Regions from separate parts of the Mus musculus genome. Here region 2 is linked to region 1. Evidence: chromatin loops called from intact Hi-C (ENCODE). Cell type or tissue: gastrocnemius. All regions are shown on one strand.

Region 1 (4,000 bases):
TGGGGTTGCAAACCCCTTCATCTCCTTCAGTCCTTTCTCTAACACCTCCACTGGGGATTCCATGCTCAGTACAATGGTTGTCTGAGAGCATCCGCCTCTGTACTTGTCAGGCTGTGGCAGAGCCTCTCGGAGATAGCTGTATCAGGCTCCTATCAGCATGCACTTCTTGACATCCACAATAGTGTCTGGGTGTGGTGACTGTATACGGGATGTTTCCCCAGGTGGGACAGTCTCTGGATGGCATTGCCATCTGTCTCCACACTTTGTCTCTATAGTTCCTCCTGTATTTTGTTCCCCCTTCTAAAGAGGGACATAACAACAGAAACTGAGGAAATTCTTATATTCTTTCTACACCCTCTTCTGCAGTGTTTTCTGAGTCCCGGATATGCATCTGATATAGATGTCCCCGTTAGAGTTGAATACTCAAGAGTAACTTGTTTTCAGTACTTTAGCTGCTGACCACTGCAGAGAGATACTTCTCTAGACAAGTTTTAGTCAGCACTAATCTGTGTTTAAATATTTAGAAGCTAGTTTAACATCATGTCCATCGAGCAAGGCAGCAATAGTAGGGTCTCTCTAGGGCCTTTGGTCACCTCAACCATGGGTTTCTGTCCAGGTTTACAGTATCAGGCATACGTTCCTACTGTGTAACAGGGCTCAAATCTCATCCCCAAGTGGCTGGTTGCCCCATAACCTTCAAGTCACTGTTTCACCAGTGGACATGTCATCCCAACATGTCTTGTAGCATGCAGGCTTTTCTTCACAGCTGTGTGCACAGCACCTTCCAACACTATGAACATTGGTCAGCAAGGAACACGTTTTTCAAGTCAGTTCCTGTTTGATTTCTCTATGTCCTATAAGCAAAGTATTTCATTTCTTACCATTTAATTCTGGTGAGCAACCAAGAACAATAGCAATGTCAATAGCCTGTGTTGTTTGGGGAGAGTTATTTGGGGGAACTTCTATCCAATAACTCATGGGGAAATACCCTGTACCTGGCACTGAGATTTTTATTTAATAAATATCTTCTATGGAAACATTGCCACCCAGGCAGAGCACCTGTGTTCAAGGTCCTTTTTTCAAAAAATGTCATATTTTTTTAATTAGCCTACAAAGTAGTGGGTTTTTATGGGAGTTTTTCATACATCCTTAGTTCCAGTTAACCCACACAAACTCCCTTCCCTCCCATGTTCCTCTTTAATTGTTTGTTAGATTTTTAGGTAGGGTCTCTCTATGTAGCCTTGGCTAGCCTATAACTCACTATATAGACCAGCTGGTCTCAAACTCACAGAGTTCTGCCTGCCTCTCACTCCAGAATGCTGGCATTAAAGATGTTTGACATTATATCGTACCCAATGTTGAGTTTCTTGGGTTCATTGTAGATTCAAGATATAAATCTCTTGTCTGATGTATGACTAGCGAACATTATATGGGCTACATTCTCACTTGTTTGGCAGCTGCACAGAGCATTTTAATTTCCTGAAAACCCAATTATTCACCGTTTACCATATCTTCTACACAACTGGAGTCTTACTCATAAAATCGTATTCTCTCCTTCGGCATTTTCAGAGATTTGGGTCTTGAGGTCCTTGATCCATTTAGTGTCAATTTTTGTATAAGGTGAGACAGTAACTTGGGGGTTCTTTTTCTTTTGCACATAGATATCCAATTTTCCTATACCCATTGTTGAAGAAGCTGTCTTTTCCCAATATGTATGTATTTTTTGGCATCTTGATCAAAATTTAGGTGATTTTAGTTACATGGACTTGTACCTAGGTCCTCTATTCTTTTTCTTTTACAAAATATTTTTATTTTTATTTTTTATTATGTGTGTGTATGTGTGTGTGTGTGTGTGTATGTGTGTGTGTGTATGGATGTGTGTGTTCATGTTTGTGTGTAGATCAAGACTGTAATGAATGCTCAGAAAGGCTAGAAGAAAGCTTCAGAGCCTGTGGCTTGAAGGAAAATGGCCCCTACAGGCTCCTTGGGAGTGGCACTATTAGGAGATGTGCTCTTGTTGAAGTGGGTGTGGCTTTGTTGGAGGATATGTATCACTAAGAATGGGCTTCCCAGGTCCAATGTGACAGTTTAGTCTTCCTGGCTCCTTCTCAAATACAATGTCTGCCTGCATGCTAGCGCGCTTCCCAACAAAAATGGACCAAACAAGAATGGACTAAACCTCTAAACTATAAACTAGCCCCCAATTATACGATTTCCTTTATAAGAGTTGCTGTGGTCATGGCATCTCTTCACAGCAATAGAAACCCTAAGACACATCCCCTGGAGCTGGAGTTACAGGTGGTCTTGAACCATTTATATACATGCTAGAAACAGAACTTGGGTCTTCCACAAGAGTAGTGTGTGCTATTATCTACTGAGTCATTTTGCCAGGCCTCGGGGTCCTCTATTCTATTCTGTTTATTTGCATGTCTGTTTTTGCACTAACACCATGCTGTTTTTATCACAGTGGCTCCATAAACTACCTTGAAATCAGCTTGGGCAATGCCTTGAGCAGGATTCATGTTGCTCAGGATTGTTTGGCTCTGTAAGGTCTCTTGTTTAATTTCATAGGAATTTCAAGATTTGTTTTTTATATTTCTGTGAAGAATGCAACTGGAATTTTTGATGGTATTGCACTGAATCTTTAGGTTGCTTTTGGTAAAATGACCATTTTTACAATATTGGTTTGTCTGATCCATGAGCACGGGAAGCCTAGTGTCCTTTTCAATTTCTTTCTTAAGTGTTTTAAAGTCTTCATTATAAAGAGAGTGAGAGAGCTTGGTGGGTGAAAGTGCCTACTGTCAGGCCTGATGGCTTTAGTTTTATCCTTGGGGCCACATATTGGAGGAAAGAACTGACTCTCACAAGTTGGGCACTAGCCACCATACATAAACTATAGTATACTCACCTATAATACACAAGCTAATGAATACACAATAAATAAATAAAATGTAATTTTAAAAGTTAAAGTTTTTACATCCTTAGTTTATTCTTTTATTTATTGTGAGATTATTCCCCTGGTTTTTGGTTTTTTGTTTTTTGTTTTTTTTTTTTTTTTCAGTTTGCCCATCATTGATACATAGGAAAGCTAATGACTTTTGTGTGTTGCTTTTGTATCTGGCCAATTTCATGAGAGTTTATCAGTTCTAAATGTTTTCTGATAGAATTTTTAGGCTCTCATACATACAATCAGACAGTCTACAAATAGATATACTTTAATTTCTTACTTTACTATTTGTACTCCTTTTATTTTCTTCTCTTGTTGTTTCTTTCCAGGCTTAGACTTTTCAAGATCTGCTTTAATAATGGTTCTTAAATGCTTCAATCTCCCTTATAGCCCACTAACCAAAGGCAGGGGAGAGGAAAGGTTACTAGAAGACAGGAGATGTGGAACTGTTTAGAATTAGTTCTTTGGGGCAACTCCACACATGAGTCAGTAGTGGCAGTCCAGTCCAGTCAGCAAACACCAACCACGCATAAGTAGTAACAGCTTAATCCAGAAAAAAACTTTCAGGCTCTGCCAAATCAGCACTAGTCCCTGGAAGCAGCAAGAAGCATCCAGAATAGCACAAGAAATTCTTTGGCATTTTTTTCTCTATGAAGTCACAACAAGTGACCAGCAAAGCATTACAAGATAAATCAATGCAGGAGTGCCGTTCACTGCCTGTAGGGTTCTACTTATACGCTTTCTGAACATCACATGTCCTCTCAAGTGTCCGCCTCAGCAAAACATCCTCTCATAAGACCGCTTCCAGAAAAACACCACATGACACAACCAAGTCTCCAAAGAAACCAGAAATTTCCACTTTATTTGTTTGTTTTAGCTAATATTCTAACACTATATTGAATATGAGTGGATTAAGTAGATATGCTTGCCTTGTTTGCAGCTATCTCACTTTAAACATAATGTCGGCTGTGGATGTGTCTTATATATACCCTGTAATGTGTAAGACATTTTTCTTCCATTTCAAATTTCTTCAGAGCTTTTAACAGAAAGGAT
Region 2 (4,000 bases), 280 kb after region 1:
GGGAGTAGAACATTTATTTGATGCAGTACATAAAGTATCATCTCAGAATTTGCTCTTCTGTCATCCTCAGATAGTTAAACTATTAAAAAAAAACCAGTCTGGTTCGTTGGACTTATTTTTTTAACTTGGGGAGACCTGCATCATTGCATGACTAGGTTGTCATGATCTACAACCTCAGAAACATGACACAGCATGAGCTCATACAAGCAAAGCTCACATATATGAAATTTAAAAATCACACTAAATTGAAAACTATATTTGAAGTCAACAAAGTGACAGATCACATTAGAACTTCTATTTTAAAAGTCCCATTGCCAGTACTGGGAAAATGGCTCAGGGGACAAAGTGCTCAAGAGTAAGTTTCTGCATTCACATCTTCAGAACCCATGTAAAGCCAGATGTGGTAGTGAGAATCTCTAACCCTAAATCTCTAAAGTAGGCAAAGAATCCACAGAACCAGCTAACCTGACATATGCAGCTGCAAACAAGAGATCCTGTCTCAAACAGGATGACCAGAGACTGACGTCAATATGCTCTCTGTGACCCACATGCATCTGTGCTCACACACATGATCATTAACACATTAAGTGTGGTTCACTTAGCAAGAAGCGTGATAACTTGTGGTTAAATATTCTGGTGAGTCCTCTTTTGCCAATGATGGGAAACATTTGGACAGAATCATTTGAAAAGTAGAAAAGCAAGGGCCAGAAGCAAAGATCTGTGAGAAACAGAACCGTCTTCAGCTTTACACTTCTGGCAAACGATAAAAGGCATCTCTAATGACAGCAGCCAGATGGAGATCAAATGACAGCTGGGAGTTGATAATGGCCCCCAGCCCTCCGGCAGAGAAGCACAGGGTAGTGGCAAGGGGTGTCAGATGGGTGGGGGTGAGGGGGTGAGGCCGGGTGGGGGGAGTATGTTCCTGGTACTGCAGCTCAATTCTGGGAGCAACAGTATTATCCATGTCAGCCATGGCCAGTTGTGAGGTGCTGCCTGCCAGCCAACTGCTACATCCCTGAACCATGTCAACCCTTTCTTCCTTTCTACTCTGGCCTCTATTAGTTACTGGATACTATCAGCTAATTAATGTCCCCTAAGGAGGGAGGGTCCAGATGTTGAGGCTGCAGTTGCTGGTTTGAAAGTTCACAAACACAGGAAGCCTTCAGAGGATGAGAGAAAACATACAGCCATTCTAAAGTGGATTTGGGGGAAGTCATTGTTTGGTATATAAAGAGGCACAGATGAGAAATATTTGCATAACAGCAAGGCCAACTCTTTAGCGCACAGAAATACATCATTTCCCATTGTCCAATCTCCTTTCATGAGGGCTGACTTCATCCAGGAAGGATTGTGCATATTGCTTGTAGCCAAGGCTGCACTGAAATTCAGAGGAAGCTTTCATCACAGTGGGCGGACTGGGAGGTCTAGTATTTTTGTTACCATCAACGACAGTGTAAAGGTTAGAGAAAGTGAAAACAGACATGGTGTTTTATTTAGATGAAAGAAATCAGAACAAATATAGTTAAAATAGAAACTGTAAAGATGGGACCATATCATGAACAATGTATGACTTTTTATCATGTTCTATAAAAGTACTAAACAGACATATTACTTCAGTTAATGCTGTTTCTTAAATATCATTTGTATGATTTTTATCCCTAGAAAAAGAATGTTATTCTTACCTAGTGCTGGAATTATAGGCATCTGCCACTACATGCATCTAGACATTCTTGAGTTTTGAATACTGTGCAAATAAGCATATTACATTAGTCTAAAAAGCTTTCTTTATTAATTAAAAAACCTAGCAAAAAGTCAAGGGAGAAATGTCATCAAATCTGAGAAAAGTAGGCGGCAGAGCACTGGAGAGGACTGCCTTGAAGGTTGCTAAGAGCTCAATCAAAAAACCTGAGAACTGGCTGGATTCAAGGCCACATGTGTATAGCTTTGGGTCACAGATGGGCTGGTTATGATAAGTTTATATGTAGTATATAAACCTAAACTTCTAAAACAGAGTAGAGGGTCCAGTTGCTAGGGATAATTAGAGACATGCCAAATTAACTGAACTTAATCCAGATGGTCATTAAACAAGAAGCCCACCTGGCCTCAGTTGTTTCGCCATCTGTTGTGGATGTTCTCCAATGTTTGAGTTCCCACCAGTTCCCAGGTGTGGCCTGTTTATTAGGATGCAGTGCCAAGCTGTATACCATAGCATTTGGGAAGCAGTCAACGTGTTGAGGTTAATTCAGCAAACTGTAAGAGCTTCAACTGAACTCTGGAGGTGAAATGGAAAATTTGAAAACTCAATATCAAAGCTGTGAAAAAATGTGTTTTGAATTCTTAGACCCATTCTTTGGAGATTTAAATTGTAAGACCAAAACACTGTTACTGTGTCTGTTTCTCAGTCTGTGTGTCTGTCTCTCTGTGTATGTGTGTCTTTTTGTCTCTGTCTGCCTCTCTCTGTCAGCGGTGATAAGGGATGGTGTGTTTCAGTGACTGCAGAAAATAATAGAATAACAAATTAATAAGTACAAAATGTTAGAGCTGGAGTGGACTTAGAGAGCAGCCTTCTTATTTCCAGCTGGGCTCACTGTGCATCTCAGGGGCTGCGGCTGCACTGAATGCATGTGTGTGAGTGGATGCTGAGTAGAAGCCTATGCTTCCCCGCCCCCCCCTCCCCGCCCCCCCCCCCCCACTCCCTTTAGGCCACTCTAGCTACATCTCTGCTCTGCTGTGTGCCCATTTTGTCTTTGGAGAAAATTCTGCCTTGTGGTTTTCTTTTTCTTTTTAGGTTTAATAACTATTTGGCAAATGAAAAAACTGAGGAATAGAGCCAGTAAATAACCTGCCTTACAGGACATATTACCTAATGCACATCCTTGGAAGGACATCAAACTAGATTTATCATAGTTGGCTATACATACAAAGTACCTACACGAATACTAATTGTACAACATCACTTCAAAACTTCCTTAAATACAGACCAGGTATGAAATGTAAGCATGAAATACATCTACAAGCAGCTTCTCATGTGTTTGTAGTGAGGCTGCCTACAATAGAGAGGACAGCTTGTTCCCCATTTTGAGGCTCCAGCTAAAAGTGCATAGAAAAATCCATGGCTCCTTTGTGTTTAGTGGTCAGAAGGATTAACAAGACTACTTCTCACTCCTGGGCTCACTCCTGGGTCTTATAAGGAGCTGAACCAAAACATATGGGGAAAATCATATGTCATCATGAGAATGTTGTTAAACACCGTCCATCACTGTGCCACACACTGATATGGTCTATGAAGCACAGAATTGTGCAAACAGGACAGTTACAGTGTGATAATGTTATCTTACAGCGTAAGGTTTACTGCTTTCTTAAAAGCATTGAAGTTAGAGGGGTAAACGTTGAAACTATAATAAAGACTGCTCTAACTTTCCTTTATTCTTCATTTCTTTTGTTTTCAATCTCCTGAAAATTATTTGCTCTCCTTATTTGCACTGCATCTTTTTGCACTCTCCCATTTAAAAGAAGGACCTCCATAAAACCTTTTCAGAATTGGGGGATTTCAGTGGTAGAACATATCAAAGATTCAGACCCCAGCATAAAAACAAACAAACACCCATCACCATTATAATCTGTTTATGCTACATTGAAAGAATAAGCCTTGAACTTGGCAATTAAGCACCTTTTTAACCTACTAAGTTTTAGAGTTCAGCATAAGTTAGTAGAGATCACTGATCATTAGTGAATAAAACATACCAGGTGATGGCTCTTAAAAAAAAAAAAAAAACAATCCATTTAACAAAACACTAGGGCAGCATGGAGGGAGCATGAAGAATAATGTGCAATAGTATGTACAACCTTCTGTGCTTTAACAAGGCCACAAGCAAAATAGTATTCCATCAAGACAGCTTCTACTTTGGCATGTACAGAAAGACCAGGATACAGCCCTAACTCTAGTTCATTTGCCACAACCTTAAACCCATACATACATCTTTTCAGCATGAGATCCGAG

The links. Hi-C counts contacts between places; a loop is a spot of excess contacts. Peaks named below come from ENCODE experiments on the same cell type or tissue, not always from the same donor. Only the 100,000 strongest peaks of a DNase experiment are listed, where the experiment ranks them.
Region 2: it touches region 1 in a loop (2.1-fold over the local background); 1 of 42 quality-filtered maps calls a loop at or near these places.

What each region holds. Positions count from the first base shown.
Region 1 is chr6:67,323,478-67,327,477 of GRCm38, reverse strand. The region is part of intron 8 of Il12rb2 (interleukin 12 receptor, beta 2); the gene reads left to right. Among named protein-coding and RNA genes, the nearest start is that of Il12rb2, 51 kb to the left of the region's middle. In gastrocnemius, no CTCF peak of the experiment used is centred here; no DNase peak of the experiment used is centred here.
Region 2 is chr6:67,046,393-67,050,392 of GRCm38, reverse strand. All of the region lies in intron 1 of E230016M11Rik (RIKEN cDNA E230016M11 gene), which reads right to left. Among named protein-coding and RNA genes, the nearest start is that of Gadd45a, 11 kb to the right of the region's middle. In gastrocnemius, no CTCF peak of the experiment used is centred here; DNase peaks (open chromatin) are centred at 869 and 2,130; H3K27ac peaks cover 244 bases.